Regions from separate parts of the Mus musculus genome. Here region 1 is linked to region 2. The links are chromatin loops, found by intact Hi-C in ENCODE. Cell type or tissue: left cerebral cortex. All regions are shown on one strand. Each heading gives the region's core, and the rest is flanking DNA. Links, peaks and the distances in the headings are about the cores only. Region 1 overlaps Ppp2r2c (protein phosphatase 2, regulatory subunit B, gamma). Region 2 has its middle 8.2 kb from the start of Man2b2.

Region 1 (15,823 bases), core at 4,102-12,101, 52 kb after region 2:
GCCCTTCTAGGGCGAGACCTCGCTAGTGTTTTATTCCCCCCAACAAAGGCAGTGACTTCTCACCAAAAGCTGCAGTTCAAGAGGGTCACACATCCAACCTCCTTGCTGTGAACGGATGTGGCCCACGGGCCCGGCTCTGACAGCAACTCCGCTGTCCCTCCTTGATGTTCTTGTGGGCATATCCCCCTACCCCGTCCCCCACCCCTCCCCAGCCTAGCCTGTGCACATTGGGCCCATCTGGCGTGGAGTGGCCTCGATGGGGTGAACTGAGCAGTAGCTGTTCCTATGCCAGCTCTCCAGGAGGAAGATGGTAAAAACACCGTGAATATTTCATAGCCCTGAGGAGAGGTTAGGCTCTTTATGGAAGCCATGAGAGCATCCGTCATCCTGTGCCCCACACTGTCAGGCTGGGCGTGGCGGTGCCCAGTAAGGTGCTTCAGCCGGAAGGTTTTATTGTACTTCTCTGTAATTTATCTTACTACAGAAAGGCTTGAAGATATAGAAAATAGAAAAAGGTGTGTGTGTGTGTGTGTGTGTGTGTGTGTGTGTGTGATGGGGGGGGGGGGGATACATAATATCCCTGATTCCACCACCACTAGAAACATTGTTAGGCATTTCATGTATTTCCTTTTAAGCCCCCTTCAGATTATAACAGTTTTGTTTCTTTTAAAATATTTAAACACACTGGAAACATTCCCCTATTATTATGTACTTATAGTAAACAGTTTTATTGGCTATATACTATTTCATCAAGTAGAGATAATTATGCATTCAGTACTTACACGTTAATGTTGCCTGTGGTAGGTTTGTGGGGGGTGGGGTACAAAAGGAAGGAATATTATGCAGTGCTGCCCCACAGGGCCCGTGGAGACAAAGAGATGAAGCAGATGGTCCTGATCTAGAATGATGGGGTACAGTGGAACAAAGCCTGGAACGGAGGAGTATTCAGAGGTACCCAGGCTTTGAGATGGCCTTGAAGCAGTTGTGTGGCAGGGCAGAAGGGAGGTGGTGGTGGCGGATTTGCAGGCAGGAGAGTGGCAGCACAGTTAGTGAGACTCAGTGGTCAGGATCACCTGGTATATTCAGTGTTGTGGAGCCATTGCTAGTTGGTCTTGGAGGTTCTAGGCAGGCATGGTGGATCCTAGAGGGCTGGGATGGATGCTTCTTGCAAGAGGCCAGAAAGTCACAGTGAGGTGGTCAGAGCTGGTGGTGGAAAGGATGTGGAATGCCGATCTGTGCTAGTCAGTGGGAACCCTGGATGTGGGGGAGAAGAAAGGCTGAACTGCCTGGCCTGATTCTTGTCAAACAGGAGGCCCGGGGCTGGGAAGTTGGATGCTGCAGAGGAGGGTGGTGTAGTTGTTACTTTTGGCTGTGACTAAGTATCTGAGAAAAGCAACTTAAGCAAGGGTTTATTTGGGCTTACAGTTAGAGGTTGTAGAGAGGCGGCTGGTCAAGTGGTGTGTAAGGTCTGGAAGTGGAGAGAGAAGAATGCTGGAACTCAGCTCAATTTCTCCTCTCGCTTTAGTGTGGGATGGGACCACCCACATTCAGGGCGGAGTTGTGTCCCCCCCCCCCCCCCCCAGTCTGCTAGACCTCTGTGGAATACACAGCCACATGCAAGAATGCTTCCCTGGTGATTTGGAATCCTATCAGTTTGACCAGATTTAACTGTCACTGATGGAGACAGCCTCTCCCCTGCCTTTGAAGCCCTCTTATCCAGCTTTTGCTGTCTTAGATTAATTGCTGCTGAGCATTGTGGGCTATGCTGAGCATCATGGGAAGGTCTGTTGGCCTGCATCCCAGGCTATCTTGATGTTGCCACTCTAGGAATTTCGAGTCTTTTTAAAAGTGTTGGGTGTTCTTTATGAGGGCTTGAATAAAATTGAACATCATGTTGCCTGCCAAGCTAAACTTCACTGGCCACAAGATCTTGTTCTGGGTATATTTCTGGGTAGGCCTTTTTAACAACTACTGTAGGAGTTACCTAGAGAACCTAGCTGCGCACCTCTCAAGGTTTCTCTGCTTGATCAAAAAAGGATCAACTCTTAGTTCTGCTACGTGGGCCCTGTGGTTCATGCTCACTTTGTCTTCTGAGGTGGGGCTGGGGCTGTGCCCTTGGTGAATTAGGGTGTAACTAACTTGCCCATACACAGAGGAGCTAATTTGTCTTTGTAGCAAATTAGTTAAGAGTAACCGTGAGCAAAGCTGTCCCGTTTCACAATCTCTGTTGCAGAAAACCAGGCCTATGGTGTGGGCAGAACTTGGTAAGCCCTGTGGGAGCTATGGGGTGGCTTGACTGACACTCAGAGGCCTGAGGGAGGCTTTGCTGCACACACCTGTCTCCCTTCAAGAGCTGCCAGTTTTAGGACTGTGTGACGCCATTTAGTGAGGCAGGCAGCAAGCACTTTAGTTTTCTTCCCGGTTCTGGGGTTGAGCAAGGTGAGGCTGAGCCAGTCTTCTCTCTGAAGCACTTGTTCTCAGTCTTCCTAATGCTGCGACCCTTCAATACATTCCTTACATTGTGACCCTCAATCATCTACTTACTTTGTTGCTACTTCATAACTATCATTTTGCTACTGTGATGACTCATAATGTACATATCTGATATGCAGGACATTTGATATTTCAACTCCTGGGGGTTGAAACTCACAGGTTGAGAACCGCTGTTCTGAAGGGTACCTGCTGTGCCTCTCTATAATGGTGGTGGTAGTAATGATGGTGTCCGTAAGGCCAGGATCCCATCTCTTGCATGTATCTTTAGGGGAGGTTGGATTCCTAAGGCGGTAGCTGGCTTTTCCAGGTCAAGGCTACAGGGCCTTCCCTGACTTTCTCAGAAGTCATGTGCTTCCCTGTCATTTACCTGGAGCAAGATGCAGGTTAGCCCTGGTTGGAGGGCGCTATACTTGAGGCATGGGGTAGAGGCCAGCTTGTGTGCAAGAACAAGAACAGGTGGGCTCAGAGATGGAGCTAACGACTCTTGGTGCCTGCAGTCTGCCCCCAGATGGCCTGGGTGGTGCTTAGCCCTGCCTGACCTTGGACAGGTTCCTGCTGCACACATTCATCTTCCTGCCCAGGCAGAAGAAGTGCAGACCTTCCCCTCCCCATCCCTGTTCAAGGAAACTGACAACATCCCTTACTCTTTAAAATGCAGAACAAGGCAGGTGAGTGGAGGGTAGACTTGGCAGGAGGCAGCCTGAGTCCTGTGGCTGTTTCAGATACACAAACCCCCCCCCCCCCCGTACCCCCTCCACCCCTTGCATGCCTGTTTGGTAGTCCTCAGACAAAAGTGATCAAGGTGAGACTGTCCTGGCCTTGCGAGGCTAGGGTGGCCTTGTGTGGGAGAATGCAGAATGGGAACAGGTGAGCGGGCTGGCCTTTCTGCCTGGCTGTGTTGGTGCCAGGAAGGACACGCTGACCTTCCCAGCAGCAAGCCTGTCAGCATCTTAGAGGCAGCTTTATTGGACACTGCTCCAACCCTTGTGGGCCCGGGGCTGGCATAGTGCACTAGGTTCCTTCCAAGGAGCTGCAGGAGCCATTCCCTGCTCTGTGGACCTGCCCTGGTCTCTCCAAGCCAAGAGGGGAAGCTGGGACAGGCTTGCATGGGACTAGTTCCTGGTCTTAACGCCAGGCTCTCTGCTTGTCCCGCTACCCACACTTGTCCCTGATGTTTGTGCATCATGCATGACGGTGCATCTGGGAGGCTCTCAGGCCACTCTGGGGTTTCCCCTAATCAGTGTTCCGGGCCAGCGCACATGTGACCTGTCTTGGCCACTCCCAGCATCCCCATATCATCTTTGGGTCTAAAATCAGTGACTAGAATGTCCTTTTGGGGTCCCTCCAAGATCACACAGAGATTACGTGCTGATGATAAGAGAATTTTCACTCCACACTGGTCATTTTGGTGGGTGGTGGGACTATGGCAGAGGGCCACACTTACTCCAGCCATGCTCTGCAGCATGTCTAGGCAAGAAAGCCTCTGTGTTACCCGCCTCCCCCTGCAGCCAGCCGGGGTGCAGCTGCGGGGAGTGCAGCTGTGCAGAGGGTCCGGAGCAACAGTGTTCTCAGGTGGCCAGCCACCCTCCAAAGCATGGACTCCAGTCAGTAGCTCATCTGCCCTAATACACATATCTCAGCTCCTCCCCAGGGGAGGTGGCAAACTCAGACAGGAACTGGTGACATCAGGATAGCATCCATAGAGTCCCAACAATCCAGTATAGCCCTTCAGAGCTCTAGGGGAGGGGAGAGGAAGGAAGGGGAGGGGGCTGGTCCACCCCATGCTTTTCCTTTGTCCTCCCGCCTCCCTGGCCACTCCAACCTGGGAGACTGGGGATTAATTATGTGTTGTCTCTGTAAGCAGGAGGCTATAAAAACCTATCTGCAGGCCAGCACCTTCTGCTTCAGCCTGACTTGGCCAGATTTATCACCCCAGCCTCCTCCAGGCTGCTCAGAGCGGCCAAGGAGACCCTGCCTGCTGCCACCCCCACCGAAACAGAAGGAATTACACAGACGTGCAAGCCACAGAAGGGAATGAGTATACCATGGCACCGTGTCCCTTGGAATTGGTTCCTATAAAAAGGTGGCATTATCTGGCATGGGGGTTGTCTAGGGGTGAACAGAAAGACTTTTTAGGAGCAGTGTCTGAGGCTCAGCCATTACGGATAGGGCATGGGTTTGTCCTGATGATATGCAGAGTAGTAAGAGCACATTACACATCAGGGGCTTTGAAGGGAGGAGGTCACAGATATAATGGACAAGGTCTGTGTCCTGAAAAGTTACCAAGCACACTGGCTGGGTGAGTGGTCAGCTCTGGCTCAGTGGTGAGAGGCTCCCACAGTCTAAGCTGCCCAGGCTAGGGGGTGGGAAGTCCCAGTCAGGTCAGGTCAGGGTTTCCTAAAAGAGGATCTAGGTCTGCTGTGGTAAAGCAGGAGACTGGTGTTAGGTTAGAGAAAAAGAGCAGGGAGACCAGCTCCAAGAGAGTCCCAAAGTCACCATGCCTTTTAGATGAGGGAGGGACATAGGATTTGGGTGAGGAGCCTGGCATCATGGTAACAGGCTGGCAGGGCCTGGACTCCAGATGCTGCCCGCCACCAAGTGCAGAACTGTCATTTCCAAGGAAAGAAACAGGAGGAGGGGAGTCCCTAGCTCAGAAATGGATTGGCCTCCTACCTCCGAGGCTCTAGGTGGCCTCCTTGTGTGTGGGTCATGCTGGTCACAGGCTTTTGCGGAGGGGGAGGTGTCTCCTCCCTCTATTATTTGCTTGGCAGATCTAGTGGTTCTGCTGGCCATGGAAGGCCGGAATCCCCTACGCTGACCTGCTGGGTGTATCATCTGGCGCTTCCTTCTAGCCCTCGGCTAGCTTTGTCAGTGAGGCTGAGCCACAGCGTTGTGTCTTTGCAACTCAGATGAAGAATGAGGTAGACACTTAATGCTAAGTGGAGTGAGATCCTGTGTTTGGGTTAAAACTGGAAATGCCGAGGAAGGGGTGGGGGGCAGAAACCAGTGTCTTGTGTGTCCACGAGGAATTGGTTTTGGATGCTGGCCAGATCCTAATCCTATAGACATCCACTATGGATGCTCAAACTCCCACCCACAAGATAAGAGCTGATGATTCCATTTGGGTTCAGGTATGGCTCAGGGCTGCACAGCCCATGGCGGTAGTGGAAGGACTCTAAGAGGCTCACTCTGATTGACTGCTCCACAGATGGGATTCCTACCGCATCCAGCAGCTCCCCGTGCCAATTTTGTTACTTCTGGATGCCTCCGTTCCCAAAGCTATCTAGGACAGGCGACGATGGAATAAAAGAGAATTAGGCGACGACGAAATAAAAGAGAATTAGGGGATCCTGGGAATGCACGTCTGGCTTGTGGAGAGTTGAGGGAAGCCTTGAAGAGAAGTCCCTGGTCTCAAGGCTGTGGGCAGCGCTCCTTCCATCCTCTCTTGCCCTAGTGAGTCACAGCCTCCTCTGGGAGCCTGTGGTGGGTTTCACCCACTGGTGGGTTTCAGCAGGCTCTCTGCTTTCTCTGTGTTTCCTGTGGTGCTCCTGGCCTTGGTGGGTCACTGCATGCCTCCTGAGTGGGTTGGAGTGGTTGGATTAGAGGGAACTGTAGAGACCCCATACTCTCTCTGCACATAGCCTTTCCTGCCGAAGGGAAAGGGAGGCTGGTGTGTGTGGCTTCTCACCAGAGTCTTCCTGAGAGCCCAGCCTGAGCTCAGTGCATGTGGCTTGCCCTTGGCACTCTGTTTAGTGAACAAGTGTCAGAACACTTGGGCTGTGGCCTGGCCCCAGGTCATGTGACCTCTTAGTCCCTTAATCTTAATGTTCAGTAAGTGACTTTTGAATCCTAGTGTGTGTGTGGAGGACATTCCCAGAAAATGGATGGGGGGGGGGCTTTGCACAAAAATCTCAGTAAATACTTTCTGTAAAAAAAAAAATGTTGTAAAAAAATGTTTCTGAAAAAAAGAAGTAATACAGAAAAACAAATGTTTCTGTGGTAACCATGGTTTTCTTCCTCAGTAACCCGGCAGGCCTGGGAAAGCCTTCAGACAGGTAGGCAGGGTGGCTCATGTCTGCAGTCCCAGTACTTGGGAGGCTGAGGCAGGAGGATTGGCATGAGTTCCAAGTTACCATGGATTATAGAGTTGAGGAATTGTTTATTTAAAAAAAGAAGGGAGGGGCTAGAGAGCTCAGTGGTTAGGAGCATTGACTGCTCTGCCAGAGAACCCTGGCTCAATTCTCAGCACACACATGGTAGCTCACAACTGTCTGTAATTCTAGTTCCAGAGGATCAGGTATCCTCACACAGACATACATGTAGGCCAAACACCAAATGTATATAAAAATTAAAAAAAAAATATATATATATATATTTAAAATGGGGGAAAAAAGAAAAAGAAAGAAAGGAATGAGTGAAGGTATGGAAGAAGGAGAAGCCAGGCCCTCTTCCAGGGTGTGTCTGAGTGTCAGGGGCTCTCTGCACGGCACTACAGGACAGTTGGGAAGTTGCATCTCTGCTCTTTCTACCAGTGAGGAGCCTGTGACTCTGAGCTGCAGGCATGTAGCACTTCAATTATTGGGCCTGATGTTAGATACCTAAGTCTCTGAGAGATTGGTCAAGGTTGCACTGCTTCTTGGAAGGAGGCTCTGCAAATAGGCCTTGCTGGCCCTCATGAGGCCTCTCCCCAGAGAAAGGTGGGGATCCCTGGTGTGGTGATCAATGTCCTGTTTTCCATTAAATTGTTAAGGAAACAGTCCCCCTCATCTATAAGGTGGGGAGAAATAAAGGTTAGGCCTCTCTGCGGCCTTATGCCACCCCCTTAGGAAGCCTTTGGGAGCTGAGTTGTGTGGGGACTCAAGTACCTATGATTGGGTCGGGGCGGGGGCTCAGTCTCCGCAGTGTCCCGGGTGAGCTCTGCCTCCTTCCCTTCTCTTTCTCCTGGCACCTCCTCGCCTTCTTCCCAGGCAGGGAAGAATAGCAGCCACTGCTGCGGGGTTATTTCAAGGGGATCCCCATGGAAACGGGGAGTGGGCGGCTCCTCTCAGCCACAGATAGGGAATTGGTTGTAGTGACAGCTTGTCCAACCAGAGTGTGCAAAGGACCTGCTTTGACAGTGGGGTCTGCAGAGGCTGAGGGAGGGTGCTCCCTACATTGTGCTGTATCACCTAGGCTTCCCTGGCTCCTCAGGCACCCCCAAAGTCGAGCTGCACCTGCCAATCTCTTCTTTCTTCAGCCACGCTTAAACTGGGGCTTTTGCCTAGAACTCTGTATTTTTTTTAAAGATTTATTTATTTTATGTAAGTACACTGTAGCTGTCTTCAGACACTCCAGAAGAGGAGATCTCATGAGCCACCATGTGGGTGCTGGGATTTGAACTCAGGACCTTCAGAAGAGCAGTCAGTGCTCTTAACTGCTGAACCATCTCTCCCGCCCCCTAGAGCTCTGTATTTTGAGCCTTTGTTCCTCTCGGGATCTCTTCCTCACCATGGACTAGATAATTCCCAGAACCCCTTCATCTCTCTCACCATTTCTAGCAGCAGTGTTAGTTTTAGCTCCTGGAAAGCTTTGCCCCAGGAAAGTTCTGCAGAAACAATGTGAGCCTCACTTATTCCAGTTGGCGCCTCCTCTGCCTGGCTACACTGTTGTCTGTCTCCTCAATCCTGGGTGGACAGCACAGGTGAAAAAGTCTAGGAGGCAGGGAAGCCACTCAGGAAGTGATAGACACAGGGGAGTGCCCAACAGGTGGAGCCTATATAGTGGGACCCTTCTATTCCTTTATGAACGGTAGGCTTCTGAGCTCTGGGTGTCTCTGCTGCTTCTGCTGGACCTGAGAGACAAATGGTGTTCTTTCAAAAGTTGAAGGGACTTTAGGGTTGAGAGAGGTACCAGTTTATGCCTGGAAAAAGGCTGAGCTAGAATGTAAGCTGAGAGCTTGGCTTCAGCCCAGTGTCTCTGAGGGTTCACTGCCCACTACTGTGGTCTAGCGGCTGGGCCACCTTGGGGTAGGAGCTGAGGAAGAGGGCCTGGAACATTTCTAAGCCAGTGACATCTGGTGTCGGGAATCTGTGAGGGGGAGTGTGGGTAGGGTGTGGTGAGAATGCTGGAGGAGAGCCTCTGACTTCTGGTGTCTCAGGATTTTAACTCATATGTATTAGATGTTTCCTGAGGACCAGGCAGTGCTCTGGGTGCTTGGTTTTAAACTTCAGTGTGCTCTAAGGATAGATAACCATTGTTACTGACTTCTACAGGCAAGAAAAACAAAGCACAGAGAGCGTCAGTGATCTGTCTGGTGGCACTTAGCCAGCAGAACTGAACCAGTGCCCAGAAGTACATGAGACACTGGCCCTCGGGCTCCTTAGAGAGGAGGCACTATAGGCATCTAAAACTATGAGACATAGATTGAGGCCATATAGATCAGGGCCCAGAAATCCTTCTGCCTCTGGTTCTGGGGCCTGATGGATGAAAGGCTGAGAGACACAATGACTCTGTCTGATGCAATGAGGTTTTTTTTAGACCACTCTGAGGATTTGATTAGCAGGTAGCGGACTGAAACCCGTTTGACATGGTGTCCTTAGTTTGTGGCCTCCCTCGTGTTTCTGGTTGGAGGAATTGGGTGCATGGTTGCTAATACATGTATACAAGTGCCTCCAGCAGATCCTGTCTTACCCACGACTATCTGGAACATTCCTAGCTATTGCAGAGAGATGGTCAGGAGTCCCCCTTGAGAGGCATAGAGAGGGGTTTGGGATGCACCGGATCCCAATAGTAATGGAGGTGAAGGTGTTCCCAGAAGTAGCCTGTTAGGACTGCTTCTTTGTTTAGGGCATAGTTCCCATCTAAGCTGGTACCCAGGGAGAATCCATGCACACCGTGGAAGATAGGCAAGATAGACCTGCAGGGTGTATGTGTGTGTGCTGGGAGAGGGCATAGCTCTGCCTTCTTTGCATACAGCTTCCTCCATTGTAAAGAAGTGAGGAGCAGAGGTCATCTTTGCAGATTTCAAAATGCAGAAGTCTTGTCCTTGGCATAGCAGGGTATAGGAAAGTGTGTGTGTGTGTGTGTGTGTGTGTGTGTGTGTGTGTGTGTTTGTGTGTGTGATAATTCTCCCAAACTTCAGAAGCCTAGCATCTGGGCCTGGGTAGGTCTCCTGAGAGTACTGGGGGAAGCTATGTCATCTCCTTAAATGTCAGTCTTTCTGTCTTTGTAACCAAGGGAGTCAAAAGCTCAGATGCTCTGGGTGAGACTTGGTAGGGCATGGCTACACAGGTGGAAGGAAGGGTCTCTTCCCACACACCCTGCTGTCTTCTGTGGAGACTGCCTCTGACTTGGGGACCTGCTCACTTTTCTTATCGGGTCTTTGGACCAGCCTGGAGTCCCAGGCCTTGTCATTGGGAGAAGGCTACAAGCAGTTAAGTGCGTGACCAGGATGAGTTGCTATGCTTGCCGCCTCAGCGGCGTGGGCTGGGTGAAGCTGCACCAAGAGCCATCTGTTTGAAGCCCGTAGACCAGATGGTCTGGTAGGACTCCTGGGGGCAGGGTGGGGAGGGAAGACATTTGCCAAAACACCCAGCATCTTCTAGAGCCTCATCACAGCCCATACTTAAACAGACCAGGAACAGAAAGCCTAGAGTGGCTCAACGACTGGTGACGGTCACACAGCCTGGGGGTGGCAGAGGTGGCACTGGAACACGGGGCTTCTTGGAACCTGGGCTCCTGTGGTTCCAGCTGAGGGCTGTGATCTCAGGCTCCGTGTCTTTGGGCCTTGTCTGGAAGTCTAGACTGTACCCTGCTTTATTATGGTCAGACAGACAGTCTGGGTCCCTACAGCCCTGTATGTATCCTAAAGTACCCTTTGCTCTTTAAAAAAAAATGCACAAAACTCTCCTGATAAAGTTGGGGGAAGGGAGAAGTCGATGCAACATCAGAGAAGAGGCAGGTTGTCGGGAAGGCAGGCGAGAGCCTTGTGATGATGGGGTTCAGGGGAGTGAGGAGAGAAAGGAAAGTGGGGGGAAGAGAACAGAGGGAAGAGAGGTTTCATGAAGTTAGAAACTGGGGAACTCTGCTTTCTAGGACACTGGGGGGTGGGGGAAAAGGGTCAAGTCCATTGTGTGGCATAGAGCAGGTTGTGAGCTCTTGGACCCTGGATCTCCTCAGCCGTGAGGAGAGACCACAGGCACCTCTCTTGGGTGGCTCCTTCAGAAAGCATGCAGAGCACAGCCTCCTGGAAGCTGCAGTGGCTCCACACGGAGCTAGAGAGCACAGACTCCGGAGGCAGGGAACCCGCACTCCAAGCTCCATGGCTCAGCCTAGCCATGTGGCCACAGGGAGTCGCCTGACGTTTCTGGGCCCACTTTTATTTCTCTGTGGTTAGCAGAATTGTGCCTCCGTGCTAGGCCTGCTGGGAAAGTAACAGGATTAATTCACAGGAAGCCACGTAGCAGTGAGCTTCTCCTGGTGCCTTGGTAGTCACCAGAGTTATCGTCATTGTCATCGTCCTCTCCCTCCTCCATCGTCATCGTCACTATCTCCTCCTGCTTTGTGTACACAGTAGGGCCTTGGACTAAGCTGAGCTGCCGAGCCCATGGTCTTCTGGGGTTCATAGACTGGTGGCCCCTGGGCTGGAGCAGTTGACTGAGGACAGATCCCCTTCCCTGTGGATTCCACCATTTCCAAATAGGCTGTTGGGAAGCTAGTCTGTCCTCTGTTTAGAGTAGGCAAAAAGATGCCCCCCAGCCCTAAGGAGGAGGGCTGTCTGTAGCCTGGGGGTGGGGAGACCTTCTGCTAGGGGCAGATGGCGGGAGCATAGGCCAGGTGCTGGAAACCTGTGCAGGAGGTGGCATGTGAGACACAGTCTGTTAGCCTCCTTGAAGTGCAGGGTCCCCAAGCTACTGGTAGTCTCTGAGTCACATCAGAATGTGGCAGGCGTGGCTGGGTGGTTTGAGGACCGTGTGACCACAGCCGGCTGGTACCCTGGCCCTCTGCCTTCTCCCCTCACTTCTTCTTTCCTCTCCTATCCTTATTTTGTCCTGTCCTCCCCTGCCCTGTGTTCTGTTCTCTCTTCTCTTCTAGACTCTGGCTCAAACTGGATTTGTTCTAGTCTGTCCAGTAGTCAGCTACATCCTTTGTAGCCTCTGGTACACAGAGGTACACAGGCAGGAAGAGAGCTTTGGTAGGTAGAGTGCTGCCACCACCAGACATTTGATTCTGATGCCAGGAGTACCAGGAGGATTTGTAGCCGTGTCATGGATGGAGACTGGGTAGTTCCTGCCCAAGCATATAAGTGAGCAGAATAAGCTTTGCATGGGCATAGCTGTCACCAGCCTCTCTCCTTCCACCGATCTGTGTGTGTGTGTGTGTGTGTGTGTGTGTGTGTGTGTGTGTGTATGTATGTATTTATATCCCCCTTGATACTCATTGGGGCAGTATTTAGTGAAAAGAGGAAAGAGGCTTGAGGTGCAGAATGGAGATGGCAGAGTCCTGGGCATACTGAGAAAAAGGTGACAGGGGACCCATCAGCCAGATGGCACAACAGGGAGGGTCACAGCATGAGCAGAGGTGAAGGTAAAATAGTAAGTGTTCAAATATAAGTGTGAAAAAATGATGTCTATGCAAATATGAGCATGCAAATATAAGTGTGCGATATGACGAGTGTATAAATATGATGAACATGCAAATATGATGAGCATGCAGATATGATAAGCGTGCAGATATGGTACATGTGCAAATGTGATAAGGCGAGGCTGCAATCACAGTGGAGTGGTGTGGGCTACATACAGAGCAGGCAGAGGGCCTCAGATCCCTGCAGTGGGAATCAGGGGGTGGGAGGGGTGGAGTCTGCCAGGGCTTTGAGCTGAGAAGCAAGAGATGGGCGTTAGGTGGGAAAGTCTCTGTTTGCAGTGTAGGGAAGGACTCAAAGGGAGGAAATGGGTCATGGCTACAGCTGATGTCATCAGCCGCTGCGAAGATCCCCCTGGGGTCCCATTAATGCTTTCTCCTCCAGAGCCTGTACCAGTCATGCCGTAGGGCTGACCTTGGGCTGCGGGAGCTCATGCTGCTTGTGTACTTGACAACCAGGAATCTTGGGAGTTCATATCTTCTGGTTGGCTGCCAGAAACAGTGGTTATGCAGCCCAGGTCCCAGGCTCCTGGCTGGGTTGCTCTGAGATGCTCACACAGAGCTAAACCCAGGTCATCCTTCCTGCGATATGCTGCTGCTACGCTGCTTGGCTGTCTTCTGGCTCTGGCCCCACTTTCCCACAGCCCTTTTAGTCCATAGTCTGCTCCAGGGGGCTCAGCCCAGATGCTGGGAGAGATATGGTCAGGTCTAGGAATAAAGACAGTTGAGCACAGGTCTAGGAGAATGAGGCAGAAAGGAGGGAATGTGAGGCCCAGCTTGGGCATCAGCACCATGGACAGCCCCAGGATCATCTCACCTGGGTGGTGTTCTCCCCACAAGGTTACAGAACTAGCTATATCCAGTCTACCCTATTACTGAGAGATCCTGAACTGTGCTGGGGGTGGGGGCTGCGGTCTCCCTGAGTGAGCCTCTGCTGAGCCCCCACATCCATCCTACAAATTATTGGCCATTAGGAACATGAGTTTTCACTTTCTTTCCCTTCCATGCCCTGACAGGGTAAAAACTTTCTGGGATGCTCATGGAACATCTGCTCACCTGTCGTGTCCTGCATCTTGTTTTATGAGTCCCAGGAATACACAGGTCTTTTAGTCTATTATGAGTGTTTCAACAGTACCTTAGGCTGGGAAATGACAAGGAGAGGGGCTTATTTTCTCATAGTTTGGGAGACTGGGAAGTCTGGGATTGAAAGCCAGTGCCTGAAGAGGAGTCATGTGTTGTACCATCTCCCAGTTGAAGGCAAAAGCACTTAGAGTGTGATTCAGCAAGAGAGGACAAGCTTTAACAGCAAGCTTATTCTTGGAACCTCAGCCCCGTAGTGACATTAGTCCATTCCTGAGGGCTGAGCTCTTTGGCCAGTCACCTCCCACCTCTGTTGCTCAGGAGAATAAGTTTCCCCTGGGCAAACTTTAAAGACACATTTAAACCATAGCAGGCCCAGGGCATCCTCATTGAGCCTGCTGTTGGGGGAAGGCAGTTTCAATGGACAAGGCGATGGTGGGAAAGTGGAGCATGGAAACTTGGAAGACCTGGGAAGCAAGCAGAGGAGCAGGAGAACACCGGTATGTCTCCTGGAAACTGGCCTTGAGCTGGGCTTCAGAGGTTCGTATTCTTGCACATGGGAACAGTGGTGAAGAGTGGTGGGTGGATGGGTGAAACGTAAGGACATGAGATGGTGGCTTCTGTGCAGAAGTTTGCAAAGGAAGCTCCAGGAGCCTCGCTCACGCCCTTTGGACTTCATCCTGAGGGCACAACCTCCTCTTGGGACTGGAGAATTAACTCAGCTGATAGAGTGCTTGTATCCCATGTGGGAGGCCCTGAGCCAGACCCTCCGCACTGCATAAACTGGGCATAATGGAGCACCCTGTAATCCCAGAAGTTGGGAGGTGGAGGCAGGAGGATAAGAAGTTCAAGGTCATCTTTGGCTAGACTGGGATACAAGAAGCTCTATTTTGGAAATTTAAAAATAATACCAACCAGAATATGATGTCACATTTTCAGGTTAGGAAGATCTCTCCAGACATAGGAGTGAGTCAAGGTGTCCCGGAGGTAGGAGGGCAATAGGACTCATGGGCCTTCTGAGATAGGGGAGTAGAGCTGCCCCAGGGCCTGTCCCTGAGCTGGTGACTAAAGTCCCTCACCAGCCCAGTTCACTTTCCCCTAGGTCAGAAGAGCATCAGAGGATGGTCCCTCCGCCTTGCCTTTCTGGGATGGATATGAGCTATTGAGCCATGCTGAGGTTAGACTTCTAATTTATTTTAATCTGTGACTTATTTAAAGCATTAGGAACTAAAATCATCACCATCTGAATGTAGTGCCACGAGTCAGTGCCCACTACTAGCGGCAAAGCTGGCCAATTCTATGGGCGCACACACCCTGTGTTGATGATAACTACAATTCTTTATCTTCATGTGCTGCAGAGTGGAGTAATTAGTCATTTCTGCTGATCTTAGCAGAGCAGCGCCAGCGGGGTCAGGCGGAGCACGTTCTCTGGGCTGCATTTGCCATTCCTTAAAACTGCCTCTTCTGCCTGCGTCTCAAAGGGAGAGATGCCATGCTTTTGTATTCTGGCCTTTTCTAGAAATGGGCAAGGCAAAACAGCAACAGGTGGCATTTTCTTGGGCTCTTTCCACATCCCTGGAGCTGCGTGCGGTCCTAGAAGGAGAAGATCCATTGTCTACATGGAATCTGTGCTGCATGTTGGGACCCACCTGAGCTCACACTAGCTTCTGTTCTGTGCCCTCACCTCCTCAATTACTCCTAAACACTAGCCAGCCAGGGCCCACCTGTATACCGTGCATACATTAGTCACCTTCTCATTTCTTGACACGCAGCCCTCTCTAATTAAAGGAAATGAGGGTACAAATAGAAGTGGCAAAAGATAATTCATATCCTCTCCCCGTCTCCCTCTCTCTAATCAGGTGCAGGCTTTCTGCAGTCTGCAAGCTATCGACCTGGGGGCCATGGTACTGACTAAGATTGGCTGAGAGCCCTGGAAGCCTACACCATGTTTCACTACACAGGGACAAAAGCACAGGAGTCCTTTAGAAATCTGGCCCAGTTTATAAAAACCTGTTTAATTCCCAATAAGGAAAGGAGGTGGTAATTAAAGAGTTTCATCTGGAGGGGAGGGAAGGTTGCTGGATGGAAGGGGCTGCAGGGAAGGAAGCTGAGCGAGGGTTGCCTTCTGTGGTGAACATTTCTCCTGACTGCTGTGAGACACGGACATGCAGAGGAGGACGGTCTGATCCAACCCAACCTTCACGTGGTACTGAGTGCACCCACCATCTACCAATCACGTGACCAGGCTGCTTTGCCATGTTTGGCCTTGCAGGGTCATGTGGGATGGCAGAAGGCAGTTGGCAGGCATGAGGACAGGGTCGGGTGAGGGGAGCCAGGCATGAGGATAAGGAGAGAAACCTGACCTGTGGAACGCCCTTTGTTTTGGGTCCCCAGAACCTTGGAGGCATTACAGACAAAGCAGGTTATGTCAGCGAACAAAAGCACAAAGTAGCGTGAGGCTGAGCAGTCCAGGTCACCTTGTCTGAGGTCATGGAGAGTGGGCTACAGCCCACTGGCCTCTGTCACTCATGCTGCCTCGAGTAGGGAGGCTAGAGAAGAAAAGAGCCATGCTGTATGAGAGCCACTTGGAGCACTCGTCAGCATCACACCGGGAAATGTCCAAGGTGCCCAG
Region 2 (15,823 bases), core at 4,616-12,615:
ACGAAAGGGTCAGGGTTGGTAGGTTCAGAATCAAATCTGGGGTCTTGGATGGTGAGCTGGGGCAGATGTTTAATCTCTTTGATCCCCATAAAATGGGATGTGATAATAGAGGAGGCATGAGTTGCTAGGGACATGGGATCTAAATGAATGAAGTCCCCATCTCTCAGCCAATTAAAACTGGTGACTTTACAATTGGTAAGAGAGCAGTTCCCTGAATCACCTCTGTAGCTCCTCCGTGGCCAGCAGGTGGTCTATAGTTTGGGGTTTTCTGGGCTGTGGTGGGGCCAGAGGTGTGACTCTGACTAGCCTGTTTTGTCACTTGCCCTTCAGCAAATGCGACCAAAACCCAAGCTGTTCTTTGAGCAAGCTCAGATCCCTCTCTATCCTGTCCACGGACCTGAGACCTCTAGATTCCACAAGAGGTCAGACCTTTCCATGAAGAAGTGGGCAGCCATTTACCAACTTGTGCGGCCACCGCTTTAGGACTCAGGTGGACTACATTTCCCAGCCTCCTTTGCATGACAAATGTTAGCCAATGGGATGTGGACCACCACAAGGGTTCTATGGATGGGACCTGGGTCCACTAGAAGAGCAACCAGCGCTGTCAACTGCTATGCCATCTCTCCAGCCCAATCATAGCTTCTTAAATTATGTGTGTTGTGACCACATATGTGGGGCTGCAAAAATTTTGGCAACGGTAAAGTTTTCGAATGTCTAGTAACACACTCAAACCTAAAGAATCGGAGGTATTTCTGGCGGTGCTCACTCATGGTACTTCAGATGATGTCACTGCCACCTTGGATCTGAACACATGGCACTAGCGCTTTGCACTGTGAAGGCTGACACTCTATGCAGCAAACACCACCCAGAACATTTTGGTTCAGATATGCTGTGAATTGCGTTGTTTTTCAGCAAATAGACAACATCTATGCTGTTACAGAAACAATGGTTTACTCTCAAAAACAAATATTTAATATTTTCCTTCCATAATTTCTCAACATATGAGCATCACATTAGTGTATGTTTGGATTGTCGTAAGCTAGAATGTTGTACCGTGTTTTATTTTTTGTGTGGTGTATGTACATGCTGTGTGCATGTGTGTGGAAGTCAGAGGTTGATGCTGAGTATCTTCCTATATCACGCTGTACCTTGTGTTTTGAAATACCATGTCTCACTGGACCTGGAGTTCTCTGATTGGCTAAGTTGACCAGACAGTCGCTCCAGGGGCCTCCTGTCTCTGCCTCCTGTGTTGGGGCTACAGATTCTCAACACGGTACCCAGCTTTTACATGGTTGCTGGGATCTGAGCTCAGTTCCTCGTTACTCATCTCTGGGAGCACCAACATGCTTCACTGCTTCCCCAGAGCACTGACGTCTGCTCTGGAGGTGAGAATATCCCCGAACTGAAGCAGGTGGTGAATTCTGACTTCAGGGATAGCTCAACAAATATGGAGGCCTAGGTACCCGAGGAATTAACTGCTGGACCTGAGATTGTCTCTTTTCTCTGCTACTCATGTGACATCAGGGGATAAATCTTGAAGGGACTCAAGACCTGGTCTTGAGCATGGTGGTGAGCATGACTCTGGTAGTCCTTGTCGTTCTCCCCATTCCCTCTGTCTTGCTAGAAACCATTAGATTACACTCCTAAAGCTAGCCCTCAAGGTCTATTCCCTTATTTGGCCACTTCCTCCTCCAGAGGCTGACTACCAAGGTCTAGCTATCTAAGTATTGAAGTCCAGCAATCAAAAGCCCCCTTTGGCTCACCTAATTAACATGCACAATTAAAATTAAACACTTCATCCTAACACAGGGTTTCCCCTTGTACCTCTATAAATGGCCATTTTCCTATGTGTCACATCTGTCTCCTCTCTATCCAGAGGCAGTCCTTTGTCCTCTGGGACAAATACCTGGCCCCCTTTCCCTTGTTCCCTTCCCCTCCTCCCCCCTCCTCTATCTCTTGTGTTTTTCTATTCTGTGCCCTCTGTCTCTCTGAGGCAAACACATCTCCTTGGTTCTGAGAACATGGTCTTGGGATCCTGAGGTGAAACTTTTCCTAATAGTTTTCACTTCCAGGAGCCCCCATTTCAAGGAAGGACAACAAAATCCAGTCTCATGGGATGCTGATGAGTGTCTGCTGCAGTTTCAAAGAGAAACGGCACCAAACAGCTCATGTATTGGAATATGTGGTACCCATTGCCATTGGTGCTGTTTGGGAAGGTTACGGAACCTTCAGGAGGGGAAGCCAGCCTTGCCGGGGGAAGTACATTATCCAGGGAGGACTGTGAGGTTTATAACCTGACCCGCTTCCTATTCTCTCTCTCTCTCTCTCTCTCTCTCTCTCTCTCTCTTTCTCTCTCTCTCTCTCTCTCTCTTCCCCCTCTCTGAATGTGTGTTTGTGTGTGTCTGTGAGTGTGTGTTTATGTGTGTGTGAGTGTGTGAGTGTATGTGTGCTTCATGAGTGTGGATGAAATGCGGCCGCTCTGTTTGATGCCAGGCCATCGTCATGCTCCTGTTGCCAAACCTCCCCAGCTATGATGGACACTCTCCTCTCTGGAACCATGAGCCAATCAAACACTTTCTTTTTCAAGTTGCTTTTTGTCATGTCACTTTATTCCAGCAACAGTGACGTACCTGGTATGAGTAAGAGAGGAAGGAAGAGTCTCCAAAGTTAAACAGGTCATTGCTGGCTTCAGGAGGCTGAGAAGGAGCCAAGGCCATGGTGAGTGACAGCCTTGAGGGTCTGGAAGGTGGGGAGACCCAGCTGCACAAGACCCCAATGGGAATGACCTACACATACCACTCTGGGATCTGGGACTGCAAAGAGCCAGCCTGCCTCCATCTTAGGCTTAAAAGCCATCTTATAGTAAAGACAAACTAGGCTCCTTCCTGTTTATGAATAAACCACCGTTTCTTTAGGATTGGGCTATGCCCTACCTGTAACCTTAACTACAAATGATTCTGTACTGCCTGTTACAGGAATGCTAATCATGCCTTCATTTCAAAAAGTTATTTATAATCATCTTGCAAACCTTTGTTTCAAAATGTTATGTGACCACCTATGACTACCTTGATATGAGCATGACTACCATGCTACGTCCACCTTGCAACCATGTCTTTGTCTCAGAAGGAATTGGCTGGCAATGCATGTGTTCTGCTCTCACAACCCCACCTATTGTGCCCACCAAATCCTGTATTTAGAAACCTCCTACTCCTGAGCTATAAAAGCCCCGTCTTCCTCACATCCAGTGCTGACCTCTCAACCTCACCTTAGGGTGAGGCAGCCCATGTACACAAATAAAAAAGCTTGCTTTATATGGAGCAGAGGATGGCCTAGTCGGTCATCATTGGGAAGAGAGGCCCCTTAGTCTTGCAAACTTTATATGCCCCAGTACAGGGGAACTGCCAGGGCCAAGAAGTAGGAGTGAGTGGGTAGGGGAGCAGGGTGGGGGGAGGGTATAGGTAATTTTCGGGATAGCATTTGAAATGTAAATAAAGAAAATATCTAATTTTTTAAAAAGCTTGCTTTAGTTAGTTGCTTGCTTGAATTAATTTGGCCGTGATGACTTGGGTTGGTGGTCTTTTTCCTCTCCTCTTTGGGATTAACAAGTCCACTAATTTCTGATTTCTGACACCCAGAACTATCAGGTAAGGAGTTTTTGCACGACGGGAGCCTACTTTGTCACCTTTTCAAAGCACGCAGGTTTGCAGTGCTACCATAGTGTGTTTCTCCCAGCATCTGCCTAGGATCTTATCTTGTGAGATGTGCAAGTTACAGCTGTCGGGGTGGGTCAAACACCTCTGGTCCAGGTCCTGCTATGTGGCACATCCTTGGTGAGAATGCACAGCAGCCTCAAGGCTGAAGGCCACACATTCTAGTCCCAGTTAGCTGGAGGGCACACAGGGCCTCCTGTTGTCCCCTTAGAATTCATGTGACCACACCTGCCATCCCACTAGTTTCTACTATGATTCTACTTGGCACCCTTCCAGAGAGTTTACATTTACGCTTATGATCTCCTTTGTACAACTTTCTTTGTGAGATGAGAGAGATGCAAGTGATTTTGTATTTCTTTCTGTGGATGTGAGATGTTTCTCCACCACTGGTTAGAAAGACAAACCTTTGGTACATGGAGTGAACCCCTACTGCAGACACAGAGACCCCTGCCTTCTGGACAGATCCTTCCTGTGGTGTCATGAGCATGCCCATTAGTCTTCTCTGCATTTTGTAATACTGAGTCTGCTAGGAGTTTTATTACATTGAGGCCCAGCCTTGGTCTTATGGCAAGAATACTTTATATAGATGAGGTAAGTTTCCCAAACTGTTCCTTGTGAACACCCATAATTTGCTGGCTCATCCACTAGAGGTGGAGAGAGCAAGGAGCTATTTTTGCTTATTAGAGGGGCAGCAGTGTTGTAGCTATGTACAAAGAGCCACAGTTTTAGAGAGGCTTGCTGACTCTTAGGGACCTGAGGAGAAATAGGGAGGAGGGAGATGGGACAGGCAAAGAAAGCATTTCAGGGTCACCATAGTGATCCATGTACTTGAAGGATTTCATAGTTTTGCTTCTGTTGCTGTGATAAAGATATTAGACACAAAGCCACTTAAAGAAAATGGGTTTAGCCAAGCAACAGGGGCTCACAGTTAAGGGTGGAGAGTGAATGCATGCATTCATGCATGCTTGCTGGCTGGCTTGCTTGCTTGTGCTCTGCTCCATTTTTCTACTCTTATACATCTCAAGACCCCTTGCCTAGGGAATGGTGCCACCCATAGTGGGTCTTCCATCTCAATTAATTTAATTAAGACAATCTCTGCAGAGTGATTCCATGCAGATGATTCCTCCCTGGGACTCTTTCCAGATGATTATAAGTTGTGCTGAGTCAACAATTAAAGCTGGCCATCATAGAGAACCAATGAGGAGGTCCTCATTGGTCCTCTGGTGGGGACAACGGGGATAAGGCTTTGTCCAATTTGTAAACGCAAGTTTGGTTTGCACAAGAGCCTCTCCACAAAGATCTCTGATGAACTTGAGCATTTGGGTGCCTTTAGACGTCTTTATGCTTGTTCCTAGCACCATTGTCTGTTTCTCTTTCTCCACCATCCCTCTCTTTCCCTTTTCTACTTTTAGCTTGTTCTTCAATTTTGAACAGTCCATGTAACAGCCTGTTCTCTGCATGCCACCAGAGGGCGCTGCGACCTAGACAGTCGCTGTTCTTGGTGCTGAAATCTTGGCCACTCGTGGAGAGCCTTAGAAATCCATCAGCACTTGAGGCCTTCATCCTTTTCTCTCCCTTTGAAAACACATGCTTAAGCACAATAGATATACAATCTTACATTATCAAGCATCTCCGACTTTTGAACTACAGAGGTATGAAGGGACACTGAAATGCTTAGTGACAGGCACCTTGGGAGTTTTGGCTGGAACCTGCATTCACCAGCTCTGTAGCTCTAGACTAGTTACAGTATTACTCTGAGTCTTGATTTTATAATCTGTAAGGTGGGCCCCCTTACTTTTTTGTTTTTCATTATGTGTGTGGGTCTGTATGCAAGTATGTGCATTCGGATGCTGGGCAACTGGTCTTCCAGAAGATCAGCTTGTGCTCTTAACCTCTGAGCCATCTCTCCAGCTCCAAGATAACCACTTTTAAGCCATTCTTGTGACCCTCACTGAGGGGGTGTAGCATGGGGTAATCACTCTGTTCAGTCATTTATGGTCCTGTGACCATGGCTGGTGTGTACTGAGCATGTCCTTTGTGTTAAGAGTCTTTCAGGGATATTCTCTCATGTGTGTGACATCAGGAGAGGTGATGCCTGCTAATCCTGTCACCTCTGACCTCCCACTGACTGTAAGTGAAGTAGGACCACTCTCTTGATCTCTGCTTCTGCATGGATAGGCCTAGCAGGATTTGCAAAGGTGGGGCTGCACAGCTCTGACTACTGTGGCCTGTGAACTTACCTGATGCTAAGTCAGCAACAGCAGCTATCATCTTCCACAGGGACCTAATTTTTTAGCCACCAGCTGAATCTGTGCTGCTGAGACTCCAGTCTCTACCCCTTTAGTCTTCTGAGACAACCTCTAACTATTGTGTTCTGCAGTGGTCAGCAGTGGCTGTGTGTCCAGTCACTTGGATTTGACTTCTTTACCTTATTGGATATGGTGATCTCCAGATGGAAACACGCCAGGAATCGTTGTGTTCTGCTGCAGTAGAAGAAACTTGGGCTCTCAAGATTGAGTTAACTGTTGCAGCAGCCCTGGCTGGCCCACAATAGAAAGTTCAGTTTCCACCAGAGAAACCAGGAGCATGAGGTGCAGAGCCTGGTCTGGAATCATCGAGTGAGCATTCACCTGGGAAGAGATTCAGGGCCCCCGTCCTCCCCACAGCCTCTCTTACGAATGCTTGCTCTCTGCTCTCATAAAAAGATAGGCCCAGGTTAAAGAATCCTGCCTGACTTTGTGAAGGTTTGGGACAGTGATTTTTCTTTTTAAAAATGGGTTAATTTTTACTTTATACTGGCTTTTTGCCTGCTGATGTGTCTGTGTGAGGGTGTCAGGTCCCCTGGAACTGGAATTGCAGATAATTGTGAGTTACCTTGCGGGTGCTGGGAATGGAACCCAGCTCCTCTATGAGAACAGCCAGTGCTCTTAACAACTGAACCATCTCTCCAGCTACTGTGCAGTAATTGTTTTAATTTAAATTTTATTGCATTATGGTGAAAAAAGATACATGATTTCAATTTATCTGAATTTGTTAACATTTAAAAACATATATTGAGTAAATAGACTTACATCACATTCTTCTTTCCCTTTTGTTCCCCAACTCCTCCCAGAGATCCCCTTTAAATACCTGCCATACCTTTTGTTTTTATCATATTCTTTAAAATTTATAAAATATTACAACAATAAAAATGAGCATTATAAAAGTTGTTTGATATAAAACAATCAATTGAACTGTCTTATGTAGATGCTTGTCTACAGCAATACTGAAAATACATACATTTTTCTCAATATAAATTTTAAATAACTCAAAATATATTAACTGTATGATATTTTGAGATAATATATCACTATTAGGTTTTTAATGAACATAAATAGATAAAGTCTTTTTGTTTGTTTTGTTTTTAGTAGAGCTTAAAATCTTGGCTCTTACTATGGTACAAACACAAAATAAGAACAGTTTTTGGACATTGGAGTTCATTGTAATAAGGCTCTACTGTTATTTTTCTTAATTGTATTTACATAGTTTTGTGTGTGTGTGTGTGTCTGCGTGTGTGTGTCTGTGTGTGTTCATGCACACACCCCAATATGCAGGTGGAGGTCAGAAGACAACTTGCTGCAGTCTGTTCTCTCCTTCCACCATGTGAGTGCCAGGAATCAAACTCAGGCCATCGGGCTTAGTGACAAGCACTTTACCCACCGAGCCATTTCATTAGCTCTGGGCAGTGATTTTTTAAACCATACTTTTAGTAATTCTTTGAGAATTTATACAATTAATTTTAACCATGTTTGCCTCCCCCAACTCCTCCCATAGCCACCCTCTCTGCCTTCCCCTCCCTATGCATCTAATGTTGAGCAAGCTCAAGCCAGATGGAAGTCCCAGTGTGGAGTATTGCTAGGAAGGTGAGCATGAAATCCCACCACTGGCTGAGGAGTCATTGGCGTTTATTTGATTGTTTCTGGGAGAGGGAGAGTCAGTTTTCTTTAATAACAAGACTCTGGGCAGGTCTGCCAAATGCCTTGATAGAGCTTTCTTAAATGACTTGTCAACAACCTCTCTAGAGACGGGGGACCACTACAGAAGGCAATGTGCCTGATGCTTTACCATCTATATTCTTTGATTGCCATGTTTGCCATGGTGCAAGTTGGCCCTGAAGGCCCATGTGGGGAGAGTCTCAAGTGAGATATTGCTTCTATCATTTTGGTTGGTGGGAGATTTTCTTGCTAATTGATGTGGGGAGAGTCTAGCCCGAGTCAGGGGATCCATCTTTAGGTAGATGGTATTATGCTGTATAGGATAAATATCTGGCCAATACAGAGGCAGAGAGCCAGTGAACAGCATTCCTCCATGGTGTTGGTTCAAACTCCTGCCATGAATTTCTGCCCTGGCATCCTTTGGTGATGAACTATGACCTGTAAGTCAAACAAGCCCTCTCCTATCCAAGCTGGGCTTTTTTCTTCCTCCACAGTGTCTTGTCATAGCAACAGAAAGAAAACTAGGACAGACAGCATGCGCCTGGCAGTGCGATTTCTTAGAGCTGAGGTCTGGGGTGTTACTCACACCTGAAGAGACAGACAGATGGATGGTAGGCTGGGCTGGGAGCCAAACTGGGCTGGGTCCCATCCCTGGCAGGGATAGAAGCCTGACTCTGAGATGCAGTCAGCTCATCTACAAGTGGGGTATCTGTCTCCACTTGGAAGGGATGCTGAGGGCTAGAAGAGACTCAATAGGGATTTGTGATGTGCTCTGCTTTCTGACAAGACATCCTTGTAATTATCCTCTTCACAGACCACAGAGTCAAGAGACACTCCCAGGTCCTGGGTTCTTGAGGACAGAGCTCTGGATGGTGTGTGTGTGTGGGGGGGGGGTGCTGGGACCAGGAGGTAACTGGCAACACACTAGGGAGTTAAAGGGTTACCTGCCAGAGCAATGTCCCCAGTACTGATATACTACAGATTGTGTCCTCTAAAGGTGCATTGTCATAGTCCTGAATCCCCAGGCCTCAGGGCTTTGAACTTGTTTTGAAGTGAGTCACTGAAGGTGTGATTAGTAAAGATGAGGTCGTGAAAGTAAGCCAGGGCCAGAGACCTTAGATAAAGAGTCACAGAGAAGGGCCGCTCGACCACAGCGCTAGACAGCTGTGCTGCAGATGCAGACCAGAGTGTGCTGAGGATTGCTCTCACATGCCGGAAAGGCCCAGAGCAAAACAGGCTCCACCCTGCAGATGTGAGAGACGTAGTTCAACCCGTTCACTGTTTTCCAATATAAAGACATAGTCACAAGTACCCACTCCTCCATAACAGGCAGCAGGTTAATACGTGTTAGCTTAGAGTGGCCCCAGCCAGGTTTCTTGGCACAATCCACTTTGTTTCTCACACCTTAGAGGCACCCCTGTGACTTCCCTAGCAGCACTGACTTTACTCATAGCCAGCAATCAGGGATGAGTTCTGCTGTGGATCTCAGGTTATGCCTGAGAAAACCTACCAGAGGAGCCACGTCACGCCCCGAGCCATGCCAAGTTGTTCAGTTAAGGTCACATCCACTCCGCCCCCGAGTGCAGGGTCTTTGCAGATCAACAGTGCAGGCCCCCTCCAGCCTGACTGAATGCTACCCATAACACTTTGTCACTTCCTTCTAGAGGTGTCCCTGAGCAATGCAACCTGCATGTCACCCTGCTGTGGTTAAACAGTGTCACCCCCAAATGGTGCTGCACCGCCTCACTCCTAACACCCACAAGTGAGTCATACTTTAGGCTTAAGATCTTTGTAGACGTGGTCAGGTATTTCCAGCCTTTATGCTACTTTTTGAGACAAGGTCTCACTAAGTTGTCTAGTCAAGCCTTGAACTTTCGATCCTCCTGCCTCTTGAAACAGTTGAGATTGTAGGCCTGGCCCACCATGATGGCTGGTAAATGTGTCTGTTTTTCTTTAGTAAAGATTGATTTTAATCTCTTATTTATGTGTCTGTGTGTCATATGAGTATATACCACAGGTATGCAGTGTTAAGGCCTTGATAGAATATTAAGGCCTAGGTAAAATGTTACCTGGCTAGCCTGCCATTATAAGGACACTTTCTCACATGTTTCTGCAGTTACTAGGAAACTTCCTAATGCCAAGTTGATTACATATTCTGTTATGCTTTGTGCCCTTGGAAACTGATCAAGATAGCAATCCCACAGTAAGCTTGAACCTGAACCAACCACCCAGCAGCACTTCCTGCATCTGTGTATAAGCTTTTAGCATATTTGCTTTTATAAGTTGCCCCTGGGAGCTTATAAACATACGAGATATAAGAAACTATTTAAAATAAGACTTCCATTTTGAGTAATGGTTGAGTAAAGTTTAAGTTCCCAAGACCTCCTTGGGAACTGACATCCTACTTGGCAGAAAGAGGCATGTATGTGAGTAACTGACATCCTGGTTGTCAAGTTAAAACATGGATATTAGACAAGGCGTGTCCCCTGCCACAGTTGAATACCCCAACCATTGGGAGCAGGATAAGTGTACAACAAAGACACGTTCCTAAGGAAATCCCCCTACTCCTAAATCCTGATTGGTGGAAAAACTTGGCACAGATGTTTATAGATCTTAGGCTTGAAAAGCTCTGTATGATCTTAACTCGGGGTCACGGTTCAGTTCTTGAATCTGGACTGTGGCTCTGGTAGGTCAGTCTTGGGGCGTATGCCCAACAAACTGGCCTTGTCTGACTGAGATTGGTGAGGGTTTAGGTTTATGAGGTGGTTCCTGGACCCCAACATGCAGTTAGTTCCTGAATAGGCCAGAAGAAAGCGCCACTGTGCTTGGAACTGGTATTCCATGCAAGTGGTTGTGAGTTGCCTGCTGTGGGTGCTGGGAACTGAACTCCAGTCTTTGGCAAAAAAACAGCAAGTGCTCTTAACTGCTGAGTTCTCTCTCCAGCCTGCAATAAATACTGCTTTAATTAGATAAAATACCAAACCTTCCACTTGGTTCATTCAGCAGATGAAATTAAACCTCTTACCATCATAGGTTCAGAGAATCGAGAAGATTAATTGCAGGATATTTTCCACCTGCTACTTAGATAGATAGGACAAGAATAATTCCGTTATAACAGGCTTTGCATTTCCTGAAAAGACAGAAAAGAAATGTGAAAAGCAGGAAAAGGAGGGTTTTCCTTACATAAAGTAAACCCAGGGCTTGTTCATGTGGCTGCTTTTATATTTCTAAGCTGCCTGGTCTGAGAGGCCTGTTTTCCACACCCCATCTGTATTTGAATATTTTTAGCATGTCTCAGAACCAGTGTTGATTTAATTTACTGTCACCAGGGATTTGTGAAATATTTTCCTTAGTTGTTTTTTTTTTAACCAAGGCAATTCATTCCAGAGGCTAGTGGGTGGTACCTTCAGGGAGGGGGCTTCCTATATGGGACATGACCCCAAGTCAAAGTAGGAAGAAAGGGGTTGGAATGCCCTCCTGGCCTTCCTACCTGCCCTAACATCCACTCCAGGGCTCCCAAGGGGTACTCTGTATTCCTCTTGTCTGAAGCTGCATCACAGACAGAATGCAGCTGGGAACCCTGGTATGGCAGGATTCCCTGAGAAGTGGGTTCTGTCTGGTCCACCCTCAGGTCTGACCTCTCTTTATGTTCATGCATGAAAGACATATCCTTTTCAGCCTTCAGGAAGGGTGTTAGCGTTCTGTCTAAGCTCTGCCCCACAGGCAACAGCCAGGTATGCCTGACTCAGTATAAAAGGAGCTGCTTGTCCCCTGCTCTCTCTCTCTTGCTCTCACTCCATCCTCTAGTCCCTTTCCCTCTCTCCCTATTCCCCCCCTCTTCACGTGCTCATGGCCAGCCTCTACTCTTCTACTCTCTCTTTCTCTCTGCCTTTCTCTGTCTTTACTACCCTCTCAACTCCCCTCCCCATGCCCTGAATAAACTCTATTCTATACTATATCATACTGTGGCTGGTCCCTCAGGGGGAAGGTATACCTCAGCGTGGGCCCACAGAGGCACCCCCTCACCCCACACCTGACTGCACATCCATCAAACATATTCCTTCTCTTTTATAAAACACAACAAAGAAAGTGCCTATCTGGGTCTAGCCGCCTGGATCTAGCTGCTCTACTCAGCTTCTCTGTTGAGGCCAGTAGCCAGCCTACTTGCAGATACAGACTCATCTCTCAAGAGATGGCCCTCTGTTCACTCCCTCCCCTTCCCCCCTTCCAGGCTTCAGGCCTGTGATAGCTGGTTTTTAATTGTTCAAGTTGCCATAGCCTAGAATCACCAGGAAAGAGACTCTCAATGAATTGTCTAGATCTGGTTGGCTGGTGGGCATGTCTGTGATGGATTGTCTTGATTGTTAACAGTTATGGGAAGACCCAGCCCACTGGGGGTGGCACCATTCCCTTAACTTGGTGATCTAGACTATGTAAGAGAGGAGGAAACTAGCTGTTCAAAAACAAGCAAGAGAGTATTCATTTCTCTCTGCTCTGGACTGTGGGTGTGAGGTGCCTAGCTGACGTTCCTGCCTTGACAAGTTCCTGCCCAACAAGGAACTGCAACTTGAAACTGTGAGCTAAATAAACCCTTCCTTCCCTAACTTTATTTTTGGAGGGTGGTGGTGATGGGCATGGTGTTTTTATCATAGGGACAGAGACGAAAGTAGGACAGGTTCTTCTGTGCCTCAGTTTAGAGCCCACATAACCTTTTCTAAGTCTTAACAATGGCTCTTCACAGGTAAAACCACAGACTCCTAGCCACCCGTTATTCTTCATAGCTAGTATGGTGGTTTGAATGAGAATGGCCTTCAAAGGAGCATATATATTTCAGTTGGCAGAAATGTTTTGGAAGGATTAGGAGGCGTGGCCTTGTTGGAGGAAGTATGTCATTTTGGGTGAGGTTTCAAAAGCCCACACCAGACTGAGTCTCTGTCTGTCTGTCTGTCTGTGCCTCCTGCTTGGATCAGGTGTAAGCTCGCTCTCAGTTGCTGCTCCAGTGCTGTGCCTGCCTACTGCCGTGACGGTCATGGACTCACCCTCTGACACTGTAGGCAAGCCACGAAATACTTTCATTTATAAGGTGCCTTGGTCATGGAGTCTCTTCTCAGCCATAGCTGTACAATATAAAACAATGAGACAGTCCCCAGCCATGAGGTGCCTCGACTCCCCAGGGAGGACACTGCTTGGTTTACCCTTGAGCATCTGTGTCTTCAGTAGCAGCCCTTGAATAAATTCACTGTGCCCGTTTCCTAGGCCCACCCTCTTAGCATTCTTGATTCTGAATTTCTCTGTTCATCAGGAGATTGCTGGTCCACTTTGTGCCAGTCCCTGTGCTGAGTTCTGGAGCCTCAAACACTCATCTTTACAGCCACCAGTCATGGCTTGATGAGGTCTGGATCCCGCGTGTCTTCCACTCTAGAGCCCAACATCTCCCAAGGCTCAGGTGCATCAAGAGGCCAAAGCACTGACCAGCGCATGACTCTTCAGTGTCCCATACCACCAGGGCCTTGACTCTCCCACTCTAGAGTAGGCCAGCTTTCCTCCCGGGGATGATCACAGCATTTCGTCTCCACTGTGGATCTGTAGTATGTAGGCCAGTGCCAGCAATATCTGGGAAGGGACACATGACCGAGTGTCACAGGGTTAATGGCAGGAGCACACATGTGCCCTAAGTGCTCAGGGGTAGGAGCTCTTGATTCCTAAGCCAAACCCGAGGACAGGGCTGGATCACTCTTGGCAGGGGTGGGGTCTTTGTAAGCCTTGGTAGAGGAAGAGATGAGACTTGGCCACGCTGGTGTTCCTGATACAGATGGGGCTCATGTGCTTGTGTACCTCTTGCCCATCCACTGTGTCACTTTCAGAGAAGCTCCCAGGCCCCATGGTAATTACTTTCTCTGTTCCCAGGACCAGCCAATTACATTTTATGGCAGCCCCTGGGCAGACAAGGCACAGAGGCCCAAGCCCAGCATTCTGGGCCCTGTGCAAAAAGAGGCGCAGAGTCTGAGCGTTTGTCAGAAAATAGCATCTGGACCGCTGAATAATTTATAGCTCACTATCCCAGCTTTAAAAAGCCTCCTTCGCAACGACTATTCCTCCTCCAGAGTTGCATAGACAAGTCCTGCTCATCTGGGAGCAGCAGGGAAGAGCACTGCCGTCTTCTCTATTGACGTCTGCCCCCAACACGCAGGGATGTGCGTGCGTGCCTGTGGTTGACTGTGGTTAATGTGGCCATTTTGCCAGCATCAGCTTTTGTCACCATTAAACCCAGCTCCCCCAGGGCCCCGCAGAATTAGAGATGATTTCCTAAATTAGAGCAATTTATCCTGTGTCTGGGATTCTGAAACTTTCACCCTGGGGTGTCCTGAGAATGTGTGCTGTGCAGGCCCTTAGGCTATTTGTCATTGGTGGGCGGGCGCAGAGGCTTGCTTCCAGCACACCTTTTCAGAGGCTGAAACACACCTCGTCTTAGCTGGAGTTTCTACAGCTGTGATGAGACACCACAACCATGCCCAACTTGAGGGGAGAAAGGGCTTCGTGTGCTCACAGCTCCATATCATAGTCCACCATTAAAGGAAGTCAGAGCAGGATTCAAAAAGAGCAGGAACCTGGAGGCAGGAACTGATGCAGAGGCCATGGATGGGTACTGTTTATCAGCTTGCTCTGCCTGCTTTCTTGTAGCATCCAGGACCACCAGCCCAGCGGTGGCGCTACTCATCACAGAGGTGAGCTGGGCCTCCCACATCAATCATCAGTCAAGAAAAGGAAGGCATCCCGGGCCTGCACATGGGCTGATCTGATGGAGGAAATAGCTCAATTGGGGTTCCTTCTTCCAAATTGACTGGAACTTATGTCAAGTGGACATAAGTCTAGCCAGCACACACTCCCCTTCTTCCTGGTCACGTGTTTGGGAGACTGTAGCCTCTAGGAAGATGGTGGGTGTTCCTTCTAGGGGGAGGGGGGCCAGGTGGGGTCCTATGGGGGCAGAATCCCTTCCAAATGATGCTGTTTAAGTCCACAGCCCTGGATAGATGAAGTGCACAGGTCTAGATGACTGTCTTCCTGTCTCCCCTCTGTCCTGTTGAAGACTCTCCACAAAACACCCTGTCATCCCAGCTTCTGAATCCCAGTCTGGAGATGCAGTGAGGGGATCCTCAAGTTTTCACCTCAGAAGCTCACATCCTGTGGGGGAGGAGGCAGCTTCCTGTGTGTCGTGGTTTGAAGTACTGTGAAGGAGAAGAAGGCTGGTGGTGGCTCATGCTTGAGGTGGGGATTACAGTGATGGGGAGCCTTCAGGTATCTGGGTGTGGTGCTGACTTTAAGGGACAATTTTTAGGCTACACAAAGGAGCAGCAGTGCCTAGGAGCTGAGTGAAGCGTTACTTTGAGCATGTCTGTTCGTGGATCCAGAGCAGGTTAGCACATGCATGAGTCTGCTAGATGGACTGGGGGAGAGCTGTAGGAGTCTGGGAAGGTGCCACCTAATGCCTCAGGAAACCCAGCTGGGACAAAGTTAGCTCACAGCAAATAGGGAGGAGCTTTCCACGCAGAAGCGAGGTGTGTGTGGAGGCCTTCAGCTGTGAGTGGGCTGGTCACATTAGAATCATGAAGACCAAGGGAAGGACAATAGAGAGGATGGGGGAGGGGCCTGAGGTTAGAGGGGATGGGCTTCTGCAAGGAGGCTGGGTATTTTTATGTCAACTTGACACAAGCTAAAGTCATCTGAGAAGAGTGAACCCCAATTAAGAAAGTTGACCAAGAGCCAGAGGCTAGATAGCCCAGGGACCTAGGGTAAGACAAAATATTACTGGTCTTTTAACAAAGGAATTAACTATAAAATGACTCCTAAAGACATTCTGCTATACTCATAGATCAGTGCCTTGCTCAGCCATCATCAGAGAAGCTTCCTCCTGCAGCAGATTTGGAACAAATCCAGAGACCACAGCTAGACATCACTCAGGAGTGTGAGACCTTGGAACACTCAGTCCGAAGGGCAGTGTCTCCATCAGGTCCCTCCCCTCAGAGCACAGGGAACCCTGCAGAAGAGAAAGAAGGCAGCAAGAGTGTAAGAGCCAGGGGTGATGGAGGATACCAAGAAAACAAGGGCCTCCAAATCAACTGAGCAAAACTCATATGAACT

Evidence for each region. Peaks named below come from ENCODE experiments on the same cell type or tissue, not always from the same donor. Only the 100,000 strongest peaks of a DNase experiment are listed, where the experiment ranks them.
Region 1: a loop joins it to region 2, with 4 times the contacts of the local background. A loop is called at or near these places in 3 of 42 quality-filtered maps.

The regions. Positions count from the first base shown.
Region 1 is chr5:36,883,473-36,899,295 of GRCm38, forward strand. All of the region lies in intron 1 of Ppp2r2c (protein phosphatase 2, regulatory subunit B, gamma), which reads left to right. Among named protein-coding and RNA genes, the nearest start is that of Ppp2r2cos, 15 kb to the left of the region's middle. In left cerebral cortex, for the core only: no CTCF peak of the experiment used is centred there; DNase peaks (open chromatin) are centred at 4,511, 5,107, 5,671, 7,505 and 6 more places; H3K4me3 peaks cover 242 bases; H3K27ac peaks cover 7,654 bases.
Region 2 is chr5:36,830,943-36,846,765 of GRCm38, forward strand. No RefSeq gene overlaps it. Among named protein-coding and RNA genes, the nearest start is that of Man2b2, 8.2 kb to the left of the region's middle. In left cerebral cortex, for the core only: a CTCF peak has its summit at 5,176 (motif pointing right); DNase peaks (open chromatin) are centred at 5,199, 8,293, 10,946 and 12,208; H3K27ac peaks cover 2,026 bases.